2 separate regions of the Homo sapiens genome follow, and region 2 is linked to region 1. A link is a contact called in ENCODE Hi-C or POLR2A ChIA-PET data. All regions are on one chromosome and are shown on one strand. The core of a region is the stretch at or near the end of the contact, and the rest is flanking DNA. Distances in the headings are between cores, read along the strand shown.

Region 1 (6,312 bases), core at 3,161-5,660:
CTCATAAAACCACATTTTCCTCCTGGGCCTCTGGGCCTGTGATAGGAGGGGCTGCTGTGAAGGTCTCTGACATGGCCTGGAGACATTTTTCCTATGGTCTTGGGGATTAACATTAGGCTCCTTGCTACTTATGCAAATTTCTGCAGACAGCTTGAATTGCTCCTCAAAAAAATGGGTTTTTCTTTTCTACTGCATTGTTGGGCTGCAAATTTTTTGAACTTTTATGCTGTTTCCTTTTTAAAATTGAGTGCTTTTAACAGCACCCAAGTCACCTTTTGAATGTTTTGCTGCTTAGAAATTTCTTCCACCAGTTACTGTAAATCATCTTTCTCAAGTTCAAAATTCCACAGATCTTTAGGGCAAGGGCAAAATGTCTCCAGTCTCTTTGCTAAAATATAACAAGAGTCACTTTTGCTTGAGTTCCCAACAAGTTCCTGATCTCCATCTGAGGCCACCTTAGCCTGGACCTTATTGTTCATATTACTATCAACATATTGGGCAAAGCCATTCAATGAGTGTCTAGGAGGTTCCAAACTTTCCCATATTTTCCTGTCTTCTTCTGAGCCCTTCAAACTGTTCCAACCTCTGCCTGTTACCCAGCTTCCACATTTTCGGCTATCTTTTCAGCAATGCCCTACTCTATGGGTACCAATGTACTGTATTAGTCTGTTTTCATGCTGCTGATAAAGGCATACCCGAAACTGGGAACAAAAAAAGGTTTAATTGGACTTATAGTTCCACATGGCTGGGGAGTCCTCAGAATCATGGTGGGAGGTGAAAGGCTCTTCTTACATTGCAGTGGCAAGAGAAAATGAGGAAGAAGCAAAAGCGGAAACCCCTGATAAACCCATTAGATCTCATGAGACTTAGTCACTATCACAAGAATAGCATGGGAGAGACCGGCACCCATGATTCAATTACCTCCCCCTGGGTCCCTCCCACAACAAGTGGGAATTCTGGGAGATAAAATTCAAGTTGAGATTTTGGTGGGGACACAGCCAAACCCTATCAATACGCATTTCATGTTATTTATTGCAATATTCTTTGAACTTTCACCCTGTCAGAGAATGAATTGAACCAGAGTTGATGTTTTAAAATTTGCACAGATGTTTTCATGAACTATCATGAATCACCTTCCATCATGTTTACCTACTGTAGGATGATGAGATGATGTTGCGTAGGGGTGGGAAGGAACAGGACATGGGCCCCACTGCTGCCCTCTTTCCTTGCTGTCCTTACCCTCAGAATTCTCACTGTGCTCTCTTCAGTGACTTTGCTCATGCCAGCCCTGCCATTAGAGCTGCCTTTTCACTGCATATAACAAGCAGGTGGGTAACTAATCACCTTCAAAAACGTAGTGGCTTAAAACAACAATCATTTTATTATGCTCAGAGATTCTGTGGGTCAGAAATTCAGACATGGCATGGCAAAGATGGTTTATTTCTGCTATAGGATGTTTGAAGCCTCATCTGGGAAGACTCAAGCCTAAGGATGACTTGCAGCTGGGGAGTGCAATCTGGAATCACCTGAGGGTTCCTAGTCCCATGTCTGATTCCTGGGTTGGGAGGACTCAAAGACTGCCAGGCAGACACCTACAGAAGGAAGTCCACATAGCTTGGGCTTCCTCACAGCATGGTGGCCTCAGAATAGTTAGGCTTCTTACATAGCAGCTCAGAGCTCATGGGCCTCCTATGCAAGTGATTTAGCAAATAAGGGGGAAGCTGCATGGCCATTTTATGGTCCAGTCTCAGCATCATTTCCCTTGGATTCTATTGATTGAAGCAGTCATAAACCGACCACTCCATATTCAAGAAGGGACATAGACCCCCACCTCTCAATGGGAGGAGGGTCAAGGACACCTTATAGAAGAGTCTGTGGCTCAAGGGATATTGCTGGCTGTCGTCTTTGGAAAATAGTCTGTTAGTCTGACCTCTGACCACAATTCATAGAATCCTACCCAACTTTCCTTGCCTAGATCAAGCCTCCTCCTCCAGGAAGCCTTCTCTGATTACCAAAGTCCACCTTAACTCCTATTTTCTGTGTATCACTTCTATTTAATATCACAGAGCAGTCGTAGTATTAATAGTAATAGTACAGCTAACGTTTTGAGGCATTGAAAACTAATTTAGATTAACTCGTGAAATCATCAAGACAATCCCTTAAGATAGGGGCTCCTACTATCACCCTTTTATAGTTGAAGAACGTGAAGCCCAGAGAAGTTAGATTACTTGTCAAAGTCACACAAAGCCAGAATTTGAACTCAGGCAATCAGCCCCAGAGTCTGACCTCTGCCCCTCCTCCTATTCTGCCTCTCAGTAGCTCTTACTGATCATAGTTCATTTTTCCCCCAGCCAGACTGAAACAGCTACAACCCTTGGCCACAGTCCCTGAAACGGTGCTAGACTCACTCACATTCTCATTGAGGGATTTCTAAATGGATGTACATTAGTGCCAGCAAGCCCCTACCCCAGAACTGAACACGTTCCTAAGAGCCAGTGTGCATGCTTGTGCAGGTGGCCTGCTGACTCCAGCCTGGCCGAGCCGGGAGGACAGACATTATTTGCAAAATATGTAAAAAGCTTCAAGAGAATCATTCTACTCCAGACCACTAGAGTAGGGCAAGCACTGAGGACTGGTGGCCAACAGGGATGTCTGAAGTACCGACATAAACACCCCCAAAAAGCCAAAGGTAAAATTACTTTGCTAGATGGAGAAGTACAAATTTGGATTTCAAGATGGTTTTAATTCCGGGCTCTGGGAGTTTTGGGGACTGAGTTGAGTGAAAGAGAGAGAGAAATGATTTAGAACCACAGAGTTTTTATGGGCGGTGGGGTCTCTTTCAGCCTGAGCAGACAGATTGAGAAATCTGTAAACAACCAAGGAGCAAGCCCAGAGATAGAGAGCATGGTCTAACAGGCAGAGGGATAATAGCACTCAAGTCAAGGGAGGCCCTGAGCCACAAGAAAATGATTCAGGGCATAACAGACTGAGCCTGGGTGCTTTATATCTGAACAAAAGCATTCCACGTACATGCAAAAGTGACTTCCGAAAAAGAACAGGTTTTTCTAACTGGCCCTTCTAGCCTATAAATTTTGTTTCAACTTTGGCCTCTGGGGCAACCCAAAGTCAAACACCCTTTCTTGTATAAGGCTACCCATGCCACTATCTGCTGCCCAGGGCATGCTTCAGACCTTTATCTTGAAGCCACATTGCCCTGTAAGAGCCCATCTTAGAAAGGCAGTGGGGGGCATTCAATATTAAGCAGAATATTGATGATTCTTGGCTGCCAACTGTCTGAAAGTGTGTTTTCTGTCAGCTCCAGCCAGTGTGTCATTCTGAAAAAGCAAAGAACGCCGAGGGCAGTGACTTCATGACCTTAGGCCATGGATGCTGGAAGAAATGCAGAGGTGGGCAGATAAATTTATCATCCTTAATGGGCTACCTAATTCCTTGGGGAAAAAATGAAGGAGCCACCAGTGACATGCCCCAGGCAGCAGATGGCAGCGTGGGCAGCCTTTTACAAGGGAGGGTGTCTGAGTTTGGGTTGCCCCAGAAGCCGACCCCAAAACAAAGAAATGAATGCAAATAGTTTATTTGAGAAATGCAAGAAACACTGGTAGCGGAGTAGGAAAATGAGACAGGTAACGAAAGGGAGCCAGTCAAAGGTGCATTATCAAGTTGGCTGGCACGGTGGGCAACTGGAGTTTAATCCCACTGGGGAAACTAGGAACTAGAGAGACCAGTGCTTCTCAAGCTGTCTGGGGAAAGTACCAGGTTGTCTGCTGTTGTTATCAATCCATTATAAGTGGATACTTTTGTAAAAATACAATTAAAATGTCACAGCAATGTCAAATTGCTATAAACGTTCGTAAACGCCAACTTTCCATTTGTGTATGTACCTTGAAATGTACAAGCAATAAACATTTCACAGCTTGTCAAGGGCCTGGAGACCACACTTCAAGTAGCACTGGTGGAGAACGCACAACCTTATCCAAGTTATCTCATTCATGGAGCTGGGCTGTTTATACACTAGCTTGCAATAGTCATGTAATTCTTTCATGTGCACGGGCAGTGTGGTGGTCCACAGTTTCTAGAAAGCCATCAGGCAAAGAGACACACACACTGGCAGTTAGGAGTCAGCCTGAACAGGCTGAGGGAACAGGGCGGGGCACCGACAGCATATAGAGGCGCCCACCCTGTCGGTGTCCTTATCTTGCCCCTGTTAGCAACACTCTAGGACTTAAGATGAGGGCAAGGCAGAGGCCAGATGAGTGTATCCTGAAAGCTGGGAGATCTGGAGCCCAAATTCAGGACTTCCCTATGGCTAGTTGTAAAAGGAGGGGGAATATTGGGTGGATTCTACTTTAGCTGCCTGGCCTAGCATCAGAATTCAGCTCTTATAAAAACAGCTAAGCCACTGTTAAAAGAAAACCAAAACCAAAACCATCCCAGCACCCGGTCAGCATTGATAACAAACACAGAGGGGCTTTTTTGCCTGACCGCAGTGCAGGTTGTTGTTTGGTTTGCTCCTGCCTGGAGCTTGTGCTTCACAGGCTTCTTTTGCAGGCTTGTTTTCCAGGGGACCTGGCAGCTATTTCTGACTGTGCGATAAACTCATGGCCTGCAAGATGGAGGCAGGAGGTGACTGCAGTCTCGGTGAAGGGGATTAAGGGATTGAAAAGTTTATCTGGGCTGCCCAGCAGCCCTCGGGAAGACAGACCAGCCTGGTCTCTCTACAGTCACCATCACTAGGGCTGACTGCCATTTTCAGGGCTCAAGAGAAGATGGGGATAAGAGTAATATTAAAATAATGACGATATCTGGAATGGACACCTTCAGACTCCACCTGGGCAGTGACTTTGGGCTGGGTCCTTTACATGCACTATTTCATGGTCCCAGGAACAGTTCTGAGGAGTGTGTTACAGTGACTAGAAGTGACATCACCCATGTCACACTGCTTGGGTCTGGATGCCAGATCTCCCATCTCAGAGCTGAGTGATTTAATGTGCTTCAGTTTCCTCATCTGAGGTTCTACCTCTCTCCTTGAGTTGTTGCTGTATTAAATGTGCTAATCTCTGTGACATGCTTAGAGTAAGGTGAGGCATGGAGTTAGTATCCAGCACTCATGCAGTCCTCAGTCCCAGGCCCTGTGGGGAAGTGACCAGTAGCAGGTTGGCTGGGCCCCCTGCTGCTGAAACACAATTTTACTGCTGTCATGCTGATGGTAGCCAAAGAAAGGAATGTGATTAAGACTTTCCATTTTCTGCTGTTGGCACTCTGTACTGCTACTCCTTCTAAGGCTACCTGGGAAATGTATGACTACAGCCTTGAAGGCCACTAGGGTTTTCACCTCAGGGAACAGACCCCTGGGTTGTGGTCATTTCCTTAACCTCCTTGAGTGATGTTTCTCCCCGACTGTCCTCACATGCAGTTAGCTGTATAGGGTGCCCAAGAGGATGATGGGGTGCAAACCACTCCCAGATTAGGTATGATAAAGGTTAAAAGGCTCACAAATCTGCCTTATCCAGTCCAGAATGACACAAAATCCAGGACTTTGTAATCATTTCCAGTTTCCTAATTAGTTCACCCTTCTTTCCAGCCATGATTCAGGTTGCCAGAGAAAATACAAGATGCCCAGGTAAATTTGGATTTCCAATAAACAATGATTTTTTAGTATAAATATGCCCAAACAACAATTTTTAGTGTAAGTATGCCCCCAATATTGCACAGAACTTACACTAAAAATGTATCTGTTGTTTATCTAAAATTCACATGTAAATGGGAGTCCTGTATTTATTTGTACATCTGGCAGCCCTTGTCCAAGGTCGCAGAAGCATCTCTCAGTATCATCAGAAAAACCTGGTGTCCCCTTCTGCATCAGGTTAGGTATCTCATAAAGGACTTAGATGCAGGTGGTTTGACTGGGAGGTGATCCCAGGAAGCACAGCAAGGAATCAGGGAAGTGAGGCAGGGAAGTGAGGGAAGCAAATAAAAGAGGTGTTAATGAGGACATTACCCCTGTGGGCAGCTGGGGCTCAATCCCTCCAGAGAATCTTCCAGAAACCCAGTGCAACATGCCTTAGAATTGTCCCGTCTGGGGACAGGGAGACTGGGTATTTACCTACTGTATTAGTCCATCAGGCTGCCATAACAAATACCAAAGAAATGGATGGGTTGAAAAACAGGTGTTTATTTCTCACAGTTCTGGGAGCTAGAAGTCCAAGAACAAGATGCCACAGATTCGGTTGTTAGTGAGAGCTCTCTTCCTGGCTTGCAGACAGCTGCAATCTCGCTGTGTCCTCACATGACAGA
Region 2 (6,325 bases), core at 3,706-6,205, 130 kb before region 1:
GGAGTTTGAATAGCCTGAGGCACTCTCTAGTGGCAGTGGTGAGTGATCTGGAGACACCAGGCTGAAATTCCTACTGCTAGAGGATCATTTCTTGGATGCTGAGCTTTTCTAATGAGTACCTACTTCTGAGAGGGGCAAGACTTTGTTTCCCATCTGCCTTTAACTTCAGTGTAAAATGGAGCATTGATGACAAGTAAGGACAAAGCCTGAATGAATCTTTGAGAAAAAAGGGCCGTGTGGAAAGGGGGCCCCCATATGTCTCCATGAAGCCATGTTGGAACTTTGGTAACTACAGGCCAACAGGAGGGGAAGGGAGACAACACAACTCTGGAGACAAAGGGCTGAGAAAATAGAGTGCTGGAAGACATCGGAGAAAAGCTTAGCTTGGGCAGCCAGTGTCAAGGCCTGATATTATCTAGGAATCTGTAGAATTACACAGAAAAAAAAGCCAGCTTCATGAAAACCCCATTGTTATACATACACATGGTTCCTGCAGCCACACATAGGCAGTACATAAAGACAATTCCCCTTTATTAGTCTGGTAGGGCTGATGTAACAAAGTGCCACAAGCTGGGTGGCTTAAACAACAGGCATTTATTGTCTCACAATTTCAGAGGCTAGAAGTCCAAAATCAAGGTGTCAACTAGGTCACACTCCCTCTGAAGGCACTAGGAAAGGATTTGTTCCTGGTCTTCTCTCTTACCTTCTGGTAGTTCCTTGGCTTTTGGTCACATGATCCCAATCTTCACATGGTGTTCTCCTTGTTTGTGTCTTTCTGTGTCCAAATCTCCACTTTTAATAAGGACACCAGTCATGTTGAATTGGGGACCACACTAATGACTTCATCTTAACTTTCATTTGCAAAGACCCTGTTGCCTAATAAGATCACATTTTAAGGAATTGTGGTTTAAGACAAATCTCTTTGGAAAGTCATAATTCAACCTATAAAGCCTCCCAATACTCACATGGAGTTGTTGTGACTCACTCCTCCTAAGGTCAATCTTTGTATGGAGTCCAAGGAGTCTTGGGGATGGCAGCCCCAAGGTTTGTGAGCATTGGCACAGCAATCCTCCCTATGGCTGCAGAGCATAGGACTGGCATGGAGCCACAGGGAGAGGAGTCCTTCCTGGAGGGCTTTAGGGAATTTTTTACATAGAAAATACAAAATATAAGCAGAGAGACCCACATTTGAATTTTGGGTATCTAGAAACTACAATAGTGACATGGTCTATTTATTAAGCACTTGAGTCATACCAATGTCTGGACTTGGATTTCCCCTTAGCAGACCCCAAGACGAGGATTTGAGTGCAATCATTTATTTGGGACGTGGTCCAGGAGGCACATTGGGAAGGTGAAGCAGTGAGAAAGGGAGAGAGGAAAGCCAGTGGAGAGTGAGCAGATGTGTGTATTACCAGTGTGGGCAACTGGGGCTCAGGCCCATGGGAGGCCTCTCAGAGGCTGCATGGATCATGAACATGCCTTGGAGTGGAAGCTGGGACTTTTATCCAACAATTCCCATCTCTCATTGGTGGAGGGTTCCTCCAGGGCCAAAGAACAAGCTCAGGCAGAAAGACGCAGGAAGCCACCAGCAGAATGACAGCTGACTGCAGTTAACCTCCTGAGTGGACCACAGGGATGTGGGAGGGGCGCCAACAGCTTCTGGTGGCCCCATATGTGGCACTTGAACCTCACAACAGAACTTTAAAATAGGTATTCTTATCTTCACTCTGCAAACAAGGAAATGAAGGTTGGGGGGTTAAAATTATCCCAAAAGTCATAATTTAGTAAGTAGCTTACCCAGGATCATAACTCATTTCTATATTATTTTGGGGCCAATATCCTGAAGCATCAAACTTTATGACTTCCCAACTGATCGGTGTTTTGTGTTATCTTACTCTGAAGAGACAGAATTTTTTTTTCTGAGCTGGGTCTTAAACTAATAGTGACTCAAAGTAGAGACACACAGTGACTCTGTAGAAAGGTTACACCCCAATGCCAGCCTTGTGAAGATGAGCTTAGTTCTCTTGAAGTTTCTCTGCATGGTGCCCTGAGATTCATTTTTGAGGATATGTGGATAGGAGGGAGAGACCCCTGCCCAGACCCCCTGTTGAAAGCCTTTCATGGGAGTGTGGCTGGATGTCAGGGCAGAGCCCCATGGCAGCCACATCCAAGTTTCAGTTGGCACCCGTATGGTTCCCAGACTTGCTGCTGCCTTACGTTCCCAGTAGTTCACAAGACCTGGGGCAACAGGGAGACCCTGAAGTGGGGCCACTTAAGTCTTCCCATCACCTACCACTACGATGAGATTCTCCCCCGGTTGGCTTGGAGTGACAGTGATAGATTAAATGCACCAATTAAATTAGATCCTATTTTAAAGAGCTTGAGCTGGATTTACTTTTAATTATAGTGCTGTGCTTGCTGATGAGGTATTGTTGAGGACTTAACAATGGTTGATTGTGCATCTGAGTGTTCAGAGAGCAGTTTCTGGGAGATACTGGGGATGGGTTTCTTCCTAAGGAGCTCCTTGGGATAAGACAGAGGAGGGAGGAGGCAGGTTGAGAAGGAGAGAGGGAGGGGAATATGTCCTATCTCCACTGAGAATCCATCTCTCTTCTTCTTGTTTTCTGCTTTATGAATCCCATGTTCTTTGGAAACTTAACGAGCCCAGCACAAGGTAGAGAAATGGGCCAGAGGCCATGGAGTCAAGCTGGCTTGGGGCCCCATAATGCCTCTGCTCCACTTAGCTGAATGTACTACCTGGGCCCAGGTAACTAACCTGTCCTATCTGAGCCATAGTTTGCTTTTAGTGTTTAATTAATTCATTCAACAGGTATTTCTTGAGCTTCTAGGATGCACTAACATTGTTCAAGGTGATGAGAATAAAGCAGAAGAAAAAACAATAAAAACAAGTATCTGTCCTTGTGGAACGCACATGCTCATGGCTGGGGTCAAGGTGCGGGGGCAGAAATAAACAAAGATAACACACAATATCATGTAGTGGGTGACAAATGCTAAGAGAGAAAATGAAGTGGGTTTAAAACGTTGTGGGACAAGAGGCTGTATTTTAGACAGTGGTCAGGAAAGGTCTCTCTGAGGATGGCATTTGAGCAAATTCTGGAAGCAAGTGAGGGGCTAATCCATGTGGCCATCTGGGAACAGCATTCTAGGCCAAAAAAAAGAGTAAATACAAAGACCTTGTACCTGGGCTGGTGGAGTCCCAGCTGCCCCCACTAGACCTTCTGCCATGCTAGCAGCCAAGCCGTGTCTGTGACCACTTCTCGCTGCCTTAAGGGAGACAGATTCTCAGACCTTTGTGATAGCCCTTCTGGAGGTTCAGCCACTGGAGGTGTTGACCTACATACAATCTGGCCCAGGAGGGAGTGGAGTGCCAATGTACTGATTAAGTGATGCATGCTCACAGTCCCCATTGAGTATGCTACTTTCAGGACCCAATTCTTTGCTGTAATGAAAAAGAAGAAGGATTCAGAACAAAAACTCATGAGCCAAGTTTACACATAAATAGCTTTACTTGACAAATACTGTGGACCATAAATCTAGATGCTTGGGTTTTGGTCTCTTCTTTGCCTGACATTTGCAAAGTAAGTAAATTTGGGCAAGTTTTTTACCCCTCTGAGCCTCAGTTTTGTGTTCTATAAAATGTAAAAATGAGAACAGTGTACTAGACCTGGATGATATCTTGTAGCTAAGGATAATGTTGGGAGCAAGACTTTGAGAATCATGGAATCATGGAAAAGAAGATTTAAAAAGGCCTAGGAAGAGGTCAGAGAAGCTCCCAGACTTAGCCTCCAGACATGGGAAAGTTTCCAGAAATCTTTGCTTCAGGCTTGGAAGTGACAGCCCCATCAGTGGCTGGGGTGGCAGAAGAGTTCTTCCCATGACTCAGTTAGGTTCTCCAGAAGCAGAATGAGATAAGAACCCAAGTGAAAATAGTTTATTTTGGAACTAATCCAAAAAAACACTAGTAAAGCGAGTGGAGAAATAAAAGAAGGCATCACCAAGTCAGTTGCCACTGTGGGCAACTGGAACTTAATCCTGCTAGAAACCACTGAAAGTCAGCACAGAATGTGTGCCTCAGAGTTAGCCCACCTGAGGGTGATGAAGCTGGGGTATTTATATACCCAGTCCTGTCTGTCAATGGCTGAGGGTTGCTCTGCAGAATTAGGAGGGATGTTAATCCTTGGTACTTCTGGCTGTCAGCAGCAACAGGTAAAGTATGCTTCTTGTCCTAAGAAAGCCCTGAAGCAAGGGAATAAAGGAATTGCTGGCTGGGAGTTGGGTGGTATTCTTTAAAATATTAGCGGCAAGAAGATATGGGTTGGATTCTGACACCATCTACTACAACCTCCAGAATATGCAACACTGCCCCAGATCAGCCTTGCAGGGAGAAGGCCCTGAGCTTATGCTCCAGACCCACATCATAGTGGGCCACCCCTCGGTTGCAAGTGACAGATCTGCTCCCTGATCCAAGGTCTACACCTGTGTGGTCAGGCCTCTGGCCTTTGGGAAGTATTAGAGACAGGAAGCAGGAAAAGGAAACCCATCTAAGAGAGACAAAGCTTAGTGCTCCATGCAGTTCAGTTTGCCATAGAAGCACCATGTGCTCAGCCCCTCAGATAGTGGACGATCCTGGCAGGTAGGGATGTTTCTGTGTGACGCCCCCTGCAAGGAATGCTATTCCCTGACTGTCAAGAGAGTAGCTGGCAGTATTGTCATGTCAACCAACAAGAGCCCACCCAAGGACGCTGCTGGTGACAGAAGAGATGGAACAGAAATGGCCATTGCCAGGAAGTGCACCTCTATGGCAGGTGGCCAGAACCAAGATAGTTAGTTTTCCTTGCTCTTGACATTGTGATTGTGACCCATATTATGCACACACACTCCCTACTCTAGACTGGTTGGGCACTGGAAAACACCTGTCATAATGTTGTGCTGACTTGCTGGGTAAGCAGGAACAAGTGGGTGTCTGTGTTTTCCCCTCCATAAAATGATTCAGATGGTACTGGTTCCTTGGCCTCCACCGTGGGAGGCAGCAAGAACTGACGCAATCACGTCTGGGAGGCATTTGGAGCATCTTGAAAGAAAGAGGTTGTCAAGAATTCCTGTTATAAGATCCTAAAGTATTTTTTTCTTTTAATTTTAAACCTTATGAGTTTTCAAATTACATTTAAGGTATTTCAAACCAGCAGCTGTTCTGAGAGCTGCTGACCACAAAGTGAAGGTAAAAATAAAATTCGAATTAAGAAGATGTGCTCCTGACTTGTGGCCAGATTCCAGTTTGGATCTTAAAAGCTTCCTCCCTGGCCAGCTTCCTGTGTTGACCCCCAGGGTCACTTAGCTCTGAGCGGCTGTGTATTCTTTGCCATTAGATATTGAAAACAGGAAATGAAGGGGCCTGTCGGGGGATGGTGAAGCTTGAAACAACTTCAGAGAACAAGCTGATGAAGTCATAGATCTTATCTCCTTGCCTTTTCCATGTCGGGTTTCTTTAAAGATAAGGTAGTGAATCAAAATGTGCCGCTTTTTTTTTCAAGATGGAAGCAGAGGAGGATTACTTTAATATCCCCTTCCCTTCCAGTGTTTCCAAAGATAACCAGATGAGAGAAATGCCTCGATCCTGTGCACGTGCATGTAAAATGCGATTACAGGACAATTTCCCCATCTTGGTCCCTGAGGGCTGGGGGAAGAGAGGGAGGAGAGATGACGCTTGGGATGGAGAGGAGGCAGATAGCCATTCAGACTTGTGTTGTTGTGTATGATGATGATGATGATGTTGATGTTGTTGTTATTGTTGTTTTGTTAAGGCAGTGCTCAAGCTAGAGGTGTCGTTGTGGGCCTATGGCCAGTTTATACTGTAGAACTGGATGACCGGCACTGTCAGGGGCTGGAGGGAAAAGAAAAATCTTGTGTATTTGGATGGGACACACCCAGCTAGAATGCCAGTCCTGTGGGCATATTCCTAAGTGCTAGATCCCCAGACTGGGCTGGCTCAGACAGCAGTATTATGTGGAGAGTGGCTGAAAGCACCCCAGGAGGACAAATGTGAGATGGGACCAAGGAGGGAAGGCAGGCATTGGAATTGGACACATAGGTCTGATGGGAGGGTGAAAGGCCATGGGTCATGAGCACAGGCACTGAGAGGAACAGGGAAGGTGGGAGACGGGCGTGGGACAGCTCAAGGGAGCAAAGATCTAGGGTGACTAAGAACACAGGCAGACCTTGGATCTCTTTGGGACTAGCAGACTTCAGTTCAAATCTGACTCTGCCACAGGGATGTGATCCAAGCCTCAGTTTTATTTTCCATAAA

What was found. Hi-C counts contacts between places; a loop is a spot of excess contacts on that map. ChIA-PET counts read pairs that join two places held with the same protein, here RNA polymerase II (POLR2A). Pooled maps may share reads with other maps.
Region 2: a pooled map shows a loop between it and region 1 (4-fold over the local background). The contact joins two enhancer-like sites. A Hi-C loop is called at or near these places in 7 of 50 pooled maps. POLR2A ChIA-PET finds 5 or more read pairs at or near these places in 2 of 52 experiments (activated CD4-positive, alpha-beta T cell and activated naive CD4-positive, alpha-beta T cell).

The regions. Positions count from the first base shown.
Region 1 is chrX:39,435,906-39,442,217 of GRCh38, forward strand. No RefSeq gene overlaps it. Among named protein-coding and RNA genes, the nearest start is that of LINC01283, 4.2 kb to the left of the region's middle. RefSeq lists enhancers at 4,368-4,647, 4,738-4,787. Within about 2 kb of position 4,411, at least 4 of the 41 ENCODE cell types and tissues checked have a DNase peak (open chromatin) inside an H3K27ac peak, as active enhancers do.
Region 2 is chrX:39,304,441-39,310,765 of GRCh38, forward strand. It overlaps LINC01281 (long intergenic non-protein coding RNA 1281), which reads right to left. Exons shown (of 4, transcript NR_038968.1): 3 at 3,202-3,460; 4 at 516-1,727. Among named protein-coding and RNA genes, the nearest start is that of LINC01281, 20 kb to the right of the region's middle. Within about 2 kb of position 4,956, at least 8 of the 41 ENCODE cell types and tissues checked have a DNase peak (open chromatin) inside an H3K27ac peak, as active enhancers do.